Linked DNA regions of Homo sapiens: region 2 is linked to region 1. A link is a loop called in an ENCODE intact Hi-C map of the cell type or tissue named here. Cell type or tissue: PC-9. All regions are shown on one strand. Links, peaks and the distances in the headings refer to the core of each region. The heading gives the core; the rest is flanking DNA. Region 1 has its middle 82 kb from the start of LINC02532. Region 2 overlaps LINC02532 (long intergenic non-protein coding RNA 2532).

Evidence for each region. Hi-C counts contacts between places; a loop is a spot of excess contacts. Peaks named below come from ENCODE experiments on the same cell type or tissue, not always from the same donor. Only the 100,000 strongest peaks of a DNase experiment are listed, where the experiment ranks them.
Region 2: a loop joins it to region 1, with 15 times the contacts of the local background. A loop is called at or near these places in 4 of 110 quality-filtered maps.

What each region holds. Positions count from the first base shown.
Region 1 is chr6:106,867,124-106,872,503 of GRCh38, forward strand. No RefSeq gene overlaps it. Among named protein-coding and RNA genes, the nearest start is that of LINC02532, 82 kb to the left of the region's middle. In PC-9, for the core only: no CTCF peak of the experiment used is centred there; DNase peaks (open chromatin) are centred at 3,168, 3,928 and 5,138; H3K27ac peaks cover 2,892 bases.
Region 2 is chr6:106,744,656-106,750,035 of GRCh38, forward strand. The region is part of intron 1 of LINC02532 (long intergenic non-protein coding RNA 2532); the gene reads right to left. Among named protein-coding and RNA genes, the nearest start is that of MIR587, 37 kb to the right of the region's middle. RefSeq lists an enhancer at 3,692-4,617. In PC-9, for the core only: no CTCF peak of the experiment used is centred there; DNase peaks (open chromatin) are centred at 1,756, 2,216 and 2,656; H3K4me3 peaks cover 872 bases; H3K27ac peaks cover 3,426 bases.

The DNA.
Region 1 (5,380 bases), core at 251-5,250:
GAACAACCCCAGCAGGCCCTAGTGAAGCCCGGGCAGAGGCACCACCAGCTGCAGAGATTTCTGGCTGGCAAAGTGGCACCGAAAGGATCCTGTGTCACTGTCTCAAAGAAAAAAAAAGAAGAAGAAGGCAGATTAATTGGAGAACAGGCATACAGATTTATTAACGTGCACATGGGGAGAACCACAGAGTGGTTATCCACCACTCAATGAGGGTCAGAAGCTTATAGCCATCTTGAAGTTACAGAAAGAATGGGGCCTTGGATCCTGACAAAACAGGTTATGGGAGGTGGGAGAAGAGGAATTCTGTTGAGAGGCAGTAAAGGATTAATGGATCAGGGGCACAAGTTAACATGTAAATAGTTCTCTTTGGAATTCGAGTGGAGCCTAAGGGACAGACACTATCCTGTAAAAGCGTCTGTTTAGGTGTGGTTACCTTCTTGGTGTTACAGGAAGGAGGAGAAAAACACAATTTGTTTTTCGTTTTTTGTTTCTTTTTTTGGTGGGTACAGACTTTAGACTGATAAAGGAACTTTAGCCTCGCTTTGAGGGAGTCGGTGAGGGTTGAGGGGGGTGGCTTAGAGAGACTTTGAGGATTCTTCATCAGTTCAGTATGTCAAAGTAAACATACTTATTTTGAAATATCAGTTTGAGAACATATTTTGGGATATTGGTTTCTGAGTCCCAACATCCCTCATCTGTCTGTCTTCTATGCCTCTTTTAAGTGGTGATGGAAATGCTAGGAGACCAACTGAGGCCTTGTCGAGCTCAACACATCACAAAACCATTTCTCTCATAGGTCCTCCAAAGAAGGCTGAGCCCAGAGAGGGGCAGGGTGCAAGATGGCTCTTTATCTGAGACCCACATTGTTTATTCACTCAATTCCTCTCCAAAACAGGTCCCAAAAGTAAAAGAAATACTGGAAAATAAAACATTTCTTACTATTTCCAAGTGGTTCAGGCCATCTCTGCCCTTGAAGCCAGGTGGACCCACCTGTGAGGCTTGACTCCAGCAATGTTTTGATTCCCATGTTTTTTTTAACTCAAACTCCTCTCTCCATTGCCAGACTCCTGTTCTGTGATTTTTTTTTTATTCTGATTATTCCCAACACGTGGAACTTGGTGCTCCAACTTAGTTGGCTTCTCTACCTTCAGTATCTCCTAGTGTTTCAGGCAGGAGAGTGAAGTAATCAAAACCAGAGGCTGGGTGTGGTGGTGCATGCCTGTAATTCCGACATTTTGGGAGGCCAAGGCAGAAGGATTGCTTCAGCCCAGGATTTTGAGACCAGCCTGGGCAACATAGTGAGACCCTATCTGTACAAAACAAATTTTTTTAATTAGCCAGGCATGGTGGTGTGTGCCTGCAGTCCCAGCTACTTAGTAGGGTGAGGTAGGAGGATCACTTAGGCCCAGGAGTTTGAGGATGCAGTGAGCTATGATCATGCCACTGCACTCCAGCCTGGGTGAAAAGAAAGGAAATAAAAGAGGCAGGTAGGAAGGTCTGAGAATGCTTGCCATAGTTTTGCAAGATGTGATAAAGACTTATTCTTAGATAGGCCCAGTGAGGGTTCAATGTTCTTCCCTCCAGGAATACCAAGGCCACTCCAAGAAGTTGGGTGGAAGATATAGTGCCTCAATTAAGGCTGATGATCAGAGGAATCAAAAAAGCAGGAAGGAGCTCAAGGGGATTCTGAAAGTAGTATGTAGATGTTCCTGGTGGCTTTTAGTGAGATCCTCAAGCAGACCTGGCAGGTGCATCAATTACATTGGAACGGTTGGCATGGGGGCAGTTATGGGAATAGAAACAAGGGATAGGGGATAGACTTATCTACAGAATCTGGTAAGCAGTTGATATAGGGAGCAAAAAATCTGATAAATTCAAATTTCATATTGTAGGGAAGGAAAAGGACTTTCCTCTACCCTCTTATATTAAATGAGTGGGACCTATAAATTAAACTGAGAAAAGACAAATTAACAAGAAAAATGGCTTACGTGTGTGTGTGTGTGTGTGTGTGTGTGTGTGTGTGTGTGTGTGTGTGTTTCTTTTTTAAGAGACAGGGTCTCACTATGTTGCCCAGGCTGGTCTCAAACTCCTCAGTCCTCCCACCTCACCCTCCCCAGTAGCTAAGATTATAGGTACGTGCCACCATACCTAGCTACAAATTGTATTTGATGTAAATAGTGTAATTTTATTAGGTGCGCAAAGGTCTTCATGGAGAAAAAGAAAAGATCAAAAGAGGCAGTTAGACCAGGGGTTTATATACCACTTTAACAAAGTGTGATAAAGTTGTGAAGAAGTGACAAGACGAAGGAAAGGGGGTTTGGGCTTCTAGAGGTGATGAATTGCTGAAAGGTAAATATATGAGGGAAACTAATGACAGCTGGGGCTTTATTTTAGTAAGGTTTGTTTGTGCGGTCCCATCTTAGTGCCAATTTTTCTGTCTGCAGTGATAGGGTTGTTCTTCTCTGATACGGGAAAGGGGAGGGGGAACACCTTCACATAGGGAAATTTATGTCCTGCTTTTAGACAGAGAGGGGGAAGGCAAAAAGCTCTTCCTACGTTGGCTGCTTCTTAGTTGCCTCCAGCGCAAAACACTCCTTATGACAAATTGGCATAAGGGTGAGGTAGTATATTCAGAACTCCTTCAATATTCAAGTCTGGGGTAGTAAGGGGAATAGGAGGGGAATATCCAAGTTTCTGACTTGAAGCTAGGTAGGAAGTGGTGGGACTCACTAATGTAGAAAGAAAGGAAGTTGGTAGCAACAAGAAGTGGATGCGTTCAGAATAGGTGAAATAGAGAGTCAGAAACAAGAGCTGAAAGACTGTGCTTAGAGAGCATGATGCTGGAAGTGCATGAGCTGAAGCAGTCCTGAGTAATAGCAAGGTCCAGGATGTGGCCATGATATCCAAGAAGTTGAAACTGCTTGGAAATGAGCAGGTCTAGGGCCTGAGAGCTGAAAATGTTTGGATGAACACAGAAGCTGCTCAATATGTGGCCTCCTGGCATTACAGCTTTGCCTCCCCATAACTACACACAGTAAATGAGCCATCTCTCTCAGCTTTGGCCTTATGAACAATCTATGAACATTCCTTTCACATTACTTTTCAAGCTGCTGATAGAAATACTAAACAGGCCTGAGGCAGATACTTACCTTGAGTATGCTTGGAGAATTCCAAATATGCCTTGATGGTTTTGAAGTATTTTGTTTTATATGGTTAGGGAGCATTGTCAAGATAATGTTCAATGTAGCCGGGCATGGTGGCACATGCCTGTAGTCCCAACTACTCAGGAAGCTGAGGTGGAAGAATGGTTGAGCCCAGGAGTTTGAGGTTACAATGAACTATGATCACACCACTGCACTCTAGCCTGGGTGACAGAGCCAGACTCTGTCTCTAAAAAATAAAAATACAGAAGATAATGTTCTATGTATTCAGGGGACTAATCCCTCACTTCCAGTTATTTCCCACAACAGGTTGATTGTAAGGCATGGCACATGGAGAAGGGTGAGGTATTTATCTTGTGGTTTATTTCCTGGATTTTATAATTTATAGGTAAGTTATATCACCCCAAATTTACTGAGCCCAGGTCCCACTAATAACAAAAAGCTCTATATCTCCCATTAAGATATATGCAACATGCAAAAAGGCTCTTGGGCTTTTTAGCCATTATGTTTTCTGTTGCACTTGGACCTAAAACCTCAACTTCCATATTCAAGCCTGGGATGATCAAGGGGGTGGAGGGGAGTGCAGGGAGGTAGAATGAAGGGGTGCTACTGTCGGTAGACAGACTGAGATGGCAAGGAGCCTAGACAAATGAAGATAAATTGAGTCAGAAGATCTGGATTCTTGCCCAGGTCTGGCCCTTCTTAGCTCTGTGAATTGGGCAGGTCACTGAACATTGTCTACTAAGTAGGAGTTGTATTAGTTTACCATGCCTAGTTCAATAGGTTATCGTGGGTACAAAGGTGGAACAATGGATGGGAAGGTGCTTTGTAATTACTCATTCATTAGAGATGAGGGAAGAAACTGTTGGCACTTTTTATGAGGGAAGAATCTGTTGGGCCTGCATTTCCAACCATCTGCAAGACTTTGCTACATATTAACTCTGCCTATCACTATGCATAATCCTTCCCATTGGCAAGATCCTTTGAAAACCGAGGGCTGTCAGCAGAGCCACTTGATTCTGGTTATTGAGAAAAGCTTTTCCTGCCAGTTCAACCTAAGCCTGGGCCTTCCCTAGGCCCATTTTAGCACCAGGTGGCAGAAAAAAGAAAATCTGAATGTAAAACATCTTAAAGAGTCATTTTACATTTCCTGGAAGTCTCAGGGCAGGGGGCTGTAGCCCAGAAAGAGGAATTACACTCCTATAACACACAGAGAAACACTCTCAAATCCTAGCTGGAAAATCTTCTCCCCTAGGCCTGTCATGAAGACAGCTGCTTCCCTAAGTCCCTCTCATCTTCTCCCATACTCTTGCCTTCTCCACCTCTGCTCTCACTTCTTACTGAACTTTTTCATCCTAATTTGGATAATTTTCTGATGTTTTTCTCCATCCACAACCCAAGCAGCCCAGTGCAGCCCAACAGCTGAGCTTTGTTTGTGTATTAGAAGAAACTTATGGGCCAGGCTCAGTGGATAGAGCTTGTAATCACAGCACTTTGGGAGGCCAAGGCGGGCAGATCTCTTGAGGCCAGGAGTTCAAGACCAGCCTGGCCAACATGAAACTCCGTCTCTACTAAAAATACAAAAATTAGCCGAGCGTGGTGGCACATGCCTGTAATCCCAGCTACTCAGGAGGCTGAGGCAGGAGAATCGCTTGAACCCGGAAGGCAGAGGGAGGGAGCCGGCATTGTGCCACCGCAGTCCAGCCTCGGCAACTAAGGGAGACTCTGTCTCAAAAAAAAAAAAAAAAAAAAAAAAGGAGTATGAATACTTACTTTTTTTCCAGCTGCCTCTGCCCTGGACACACTTTTCCAGCTGTCTCTGCCCTGAAGCTGTGTATATGCCGGTGCATGGCCTGAGAAGAGATAAAGATCTCTCCTTTAGATCCTGGGAAGTGCATGCCAACACCGGAGAGCTGCCTGCTCTCAGGAGCTGGAGGCCCTTGGGTAGGCTGTAGGCCCCACACTGTGGCCCACTCCCTTCCTTCTCTTCTCCTAATAACCACTGCTGAACAAGTTTGAGTCCCCAGGCAGGTACGTGGCTCATAAATTGTTCAGCAAAGGGTGGCTGTTAAGATGACTAATAGTGTGCCATGAGCTGTAGGGGTATTCAAGGGAAATATGACCCAACTCTGCCTTGGAGAAGTTTAAAATCTATCAGTGTAGGTGGGTAGTGTTTCTTACATTCTAGTACTGACAGAACCTTAAATCTGGTTGAAACA
Region 2 (5,380 bases), core at 92-5,091, 120 kb before region 1:
GGTGCAAATGACTTGAGACCTTCACCTGCAACATGGCTAAGAGGCTACAGAAGACAGAAATTCAGAGGAGTGAGTGAGGATTCAGGGCAATTATCACAGACAACTCTTCAGCTGACCTTAACGTATGTATTTATCAGAAACAAAGGGAGGGAGGTGAGGAAACTCGGTCAGTAGAATCAAAATGTTCTGGCTTATCTGATATCTTCCCCCTTGGGCCTGAAATCACCTACATAGCTAAGGGGGTTGTAAGAGAACCCAGAAGGTAAATTACTCCCAGTTACTTGCCACAGAGTGAGGTCCACGTGGGGAAGCCAGCTAGTAGACTGAATCTCCCCTGAGGGTTGGTAAGAACATGCAAAGAAAAGAGCCCTGCAGGGCTAAGTCATCCTCTTCTTCATTTTCAAGGAGCAGGGCATCATGGGCCTTTTTCATCACTTTTCAAAAGTCTGAGCTGTTTCTGTTGCTTCCATTTGTTCACCATGAAAAAATCTACTTAGGTGGTCACCCCAAGTGCTTTAACTCTCTTTATCTGGAGTCAACAGCAGAAGCTTGGCTAATTAACAAAATGATAAAAATCATAATGATAAATAATAAAAATGGCTTCTTATTGGTAAAATTAGTGATCAGTCAATTAACATGAAGCAAGTGAGAAATGGGCTTTTACTATTGAACCTAATGGTGTTCGAGACAAGTGGACTGGGGAAAGCATTAGGGACAGTCTCTACTCTTACGTAAGCTGGGTGTAAGATTTTGGCCAGCCCTTCACTTGTCACCTTTCTAAATGGCATAAGAAATATGATTCTGACCTTGTCCTGTGTTCAGCTGTGAATTCAGACAATTCAGTTACCTGGTGCAATTAAAATCTGGTCTTTAGAATACTGCCCTGTCACTCTTAAGAGGCCCTTTCATGTAGAGTGTGGACAAAGCACTGAAAAGTTCAGAGGGCTGGAAATTTGCCAAGCTTACAGAACCAGCTGCATGAACGATTTTGGATCTTCTTACTGATAAATATGTATGTGTGCCAGCATTTGGGCTGAGATCTGCTTTCATTATAATATTATAGGAAGTAGGGTTATGAGGAGATGAGGCTAATCAGATCCCACTACTTCTTGGCCAGGCTTGGGAACCTTAATGATGCAGAAAAGGGATTTCTATAGAGTCCAGGCAGCATTATTAATTTGTCCACTTCACAAATGTTTCTCACATAACTTCCATATGTCAGGCATGTGCTCCTGTGTACCACACTGAGGGTACAGTGTTGCATAGGGCAGATGTGCTCCCCTCCCTCAAACAGCTTACAGACCAGGAGACAAGTGATCAAGCAAGTAATTACGACCAGTGGTGAGTAATATGGCAGGGAAATGCAGAGAAGCGGGGACACAGAGCAAACAGAATACCCATGGGTGGGAGGTTGACATAGTGCCTCCTTTGTGCTGAAAAAACTCAAGTGCTAGAACTTATCCATACACCACTGGACAAATGCCTGAAGGCCACTGGTGGGCCTGACCCTATTACAGAATTTACAGCTCAAGGACATTTTGAAGTCCTATGGTCATCCTCTTCCCATCAGCTTGGGGTCACATGGACACCTGGTCCCCTCCTATTTTTATTCCAGAGGACACTGAGGTTCAAATACACATGCTGCGGTTGGCAGATTTTATCCCTAGAGACCAAAGTATGAAGAGGCTCCATGACTTGCCCAAGGGCATTTATTGAGTCAACAGTAGAAATGCGAAGAAAATTCTGTCACCTGATACTGGGGCCAGCTCCCCTTCCCTTGACACATCATCTAAAGGGGGAAATAATCTTCTGAAGTATCAAATAACTCTGGTATTTTGATGAGTGAGCAAGCTGGTAAGCAAATAATGAGAAAAGTGAGTGTTGAATTTCCCTTGACATAACCCTTTTGGAAAATGCAGCGGCAGATGCAAGAAGAATGTGACTTATATTATAATGAAAGCAAAAATATTTTCAAATAGATTCAGGGGGCTAATAAACAGAAGGTCTGGCTATGAGTGTCAGCCTAAAGGAGAGCAGAGAAAAAGATCCTAGAGTTCTCAGCCAGGCAAGATGACTGCTTACAATACACAGCTTTCATATAGGGAGTGAGTGTCCTTTTTCATCCTCTTAGTTACGTAAGGGAAAGGGAAAGGCATTCTTCAAACACAGATCACTTCAGAGTAGTCTCACTTGAGAAGCTAGTGACGTGTGCTGATAAAATGACGGGTGCTGGATTCTTGTTGAGATGAGGAAACAATGCCTTTGGGGGTAGAGGATCTGTGAATCACTCCCTCTGTGCCAAAGAAAGGGACTCAGGAGAAGCCTGGCCTGAGTGCTATGAGTCCACTGACCCCTCAGTCACACTAAATATCTATGAGAACCATGAAGGAATGGGCTTCTACATTTCAGATTGCGAATTCTGAAAAGAATGAAATTCCTTACAGAAGTTTATCTTTATTTTCTACTGGGTAGAATTTCTAGAAGCTTCTTTAAAAATTGTGGTTTCCTTGGCCTTAAAGAGTGATAATAACTTTTCCCTCAGCATAATTCTGCCCCACCCTAAAACAGCACTGTGTCTGGTGCTTCTTGTTTGTCCCAGTGGCAGCACCTAGGATTAGGTTTCTTCAGTCTTCCTGTAATAAAACAAAACAACATTGAAATGAGTTTCTATGATGGCTACCTTTATGTGTCAATTTGACTGGGCCAAGGGCTTGCCCAGACAGCTGGTAAAACATTATTTCTGGGTGTGTCATGAGGGTAGCTGCATAAAGAACACCTGCCCTCACCAATGTGGGTGAGCACCATCTAATCCATGGAGAACCCAAGTAGCGTCAAAAGGCAGAGTAAGGGTGAATGTGCTCCCTTCTTGAGCTGGGGCATCTATCTTCTGGCCTCAGACATCAGACCTATGTATATACATCAGGCCTATGTGTGTACCTCTCTATATATCCTATATATTGATATAAGATATATATCTATATAGATCTATAGATCAATAGGACAGATCTATATATAGGATATATACATCTATATATCCTATTCCTAGATATAGGATCCAATATATAGATCTATATATCCTATTGCTTCTGTTTCTCTTGAGGGCACTAATACAGCTTCTTTAGGATCTTTCCGTTTAAAAGAGAAAAGGAGGATGGCAAGGAAAAGATTTTCCTTTGACATTTAGTTCACTTGGAGGACTGTATTTACTGAAACATTTCTATGGGCTTCATTTTATAAAGGCAACCATACACAATCTGTCCATGTCAGTAGACACATAACATCCACACCCCCAGGCAATTTAAGATTAGAAAGCTCAGATCTGGTTGGCCTCGGTGTGCTCATTTGACTCCATTTTTCTTTCCTCATCTGCAAGATATTCAACATTATTATGTCAATGGATTGATTGTATTGAGGAAGAAGAGGAGATGTCACTAAAGTTGGACATCACTACTTTTTTCCCGGTTTTTCAAAGGTTTGTAGCATGGAAACAAATCTCTCTAGACTAAACTACACAAGAAGCCAATCCCCTTCATATGAAAAACATTCCACTTGACAGGACAAATCCTTTGATTTTTTTGCAAGGAAATTTTATGAAAGAGCCTGGAAGCTTGTTTACAGAGACTAGAAAAGAATAAGCTCCGTGGAGAGCTCTTTCCTGAGACCTGAACACCCAACTGTCTGCTGGACATCATTTTCTTAGACACCCCCAAATTCAACATGTCTAAAACAGAACCTATTGTCTCTTCTCCCTACCCCTCCAACCCTGCTCCACTGAAGTTGCTATCTTATTGATGCCACCATCTTCCACCCAGGTGTCCAAGCTAGAAACCAAAGAATCCTCCGTGAGGCCTTTCTCTCGCATCCTCTCCGCTATCCAGTTAGTTACTAATTCCTGTTACTGCTGCTTCCTACATTTCTCAAATATTTATCCACTTCTCTTCATTTTCACTGCCTGCCCTCCCCTGGTGGCGGCTCTGAGCATCTCTCATCTGGATCACTGCACCAGCCTCTTAATGGGGGGCCCTACCTCCTGCCTTGCCCTCCATCTGTTCCCTACATGCAAGAGAGTGATCCTTCTAAAATGCAAATCTGAACCCATCAGTTTTCTGCTGAAGATCCTTCCATAGCTCCCTACTGGGAATAAAGGTCAAACAATGCTTAGAAAGAACTTCTTTGTTTGAACTGGTTTATCTCTTCAAAGTCTTGACTAACCACTCCTACCCTCTCCTACTCCATCCTTGAGCTGTGAAAACTTGTAGGTCCCAGATGAATCTGCCTTGCGGTCTGTCTCCTCTTGGCCTTTGCATATAGTAGCCTCACAGCATGGAACACTCTTTACTCTCACTCTTCGCCTAGAAAACTGCTACTGCCCCTTCAGATCTCAGCTTAGAAGCCTCTTTCCAACTTAGCTTACATGCTTCCATAGCACAGCCTGTATGTCCCATTTCAAAGCTCTTGCCTCACTTGGGAATGCAAATGTCTATTTACTCATTTGGTTGTATTCACTGCTAAAATATATGCTTCTTATATGACATGTTAGAAAAGGCAAAACTATAGTGACAGAAAGCAGATCAGTGGTTGCCAGTAGCTGGGGGGAGGGTAGGAGATTGACTACAAGCAGTGCAAGCAATCTTTTCAGGGTGATGTAAATATTCTCTATCTTGATCCTAGTAGTGGTTATACTACCCCGTGCATTTGTCAAAATGCATCAAACTTTACACTTAAAATGAGTGAATTTTATTGTATAGCAAGTATACCTCAATAAAGCTGGTTGTAAGAAAAATTAATATGTGATCCTCCAGGGCAGGTTTATACTTAGAACCATCCCTGGCTCATAGTAAGTGCCTACAATAGGTAATTGTTAAACCAATGAATGGATAAACAAATCAATATTATTTCCTTTCCCCTATTGTTTTGTACAATTGGAATAAATTATTTTTTTAAAGATGTGCTTAAAAAGTGTTCATTTATGACCTACCTTGTCATCCCAGCAGTGGAATCAAATTTCTTTCAGTGAAACATGTAAACGTAAGACCTGTGCATGTCTTATGGGAGAAAATGTTTCCAGGATGAACTCACTCAGAGGAGGAGACAGCATTACAGTGGCGCCAGACAGCTGCAGCTCTACTTGCCCTAGGCACGAAGAGGGTGAGAAACAAATGCTTCAGGGGACTGGCTAGCAGCAGTTCTGAGGCCTGCTGCCCTGAAGCTTCTTTTCTGCAGCTCCTGGCTGATCCGGGTTCTGGATGCATCATGTCTTGAAGGCACTGACAATATCCACTTCCTATTCCTTAGCTGCATATGTCTTCCTTCTCATGGACTAGGGTGAAGGCCTGGTGCTGATGCAGAGAGACTAACTAGAGACAAGTACCTGCTTTGG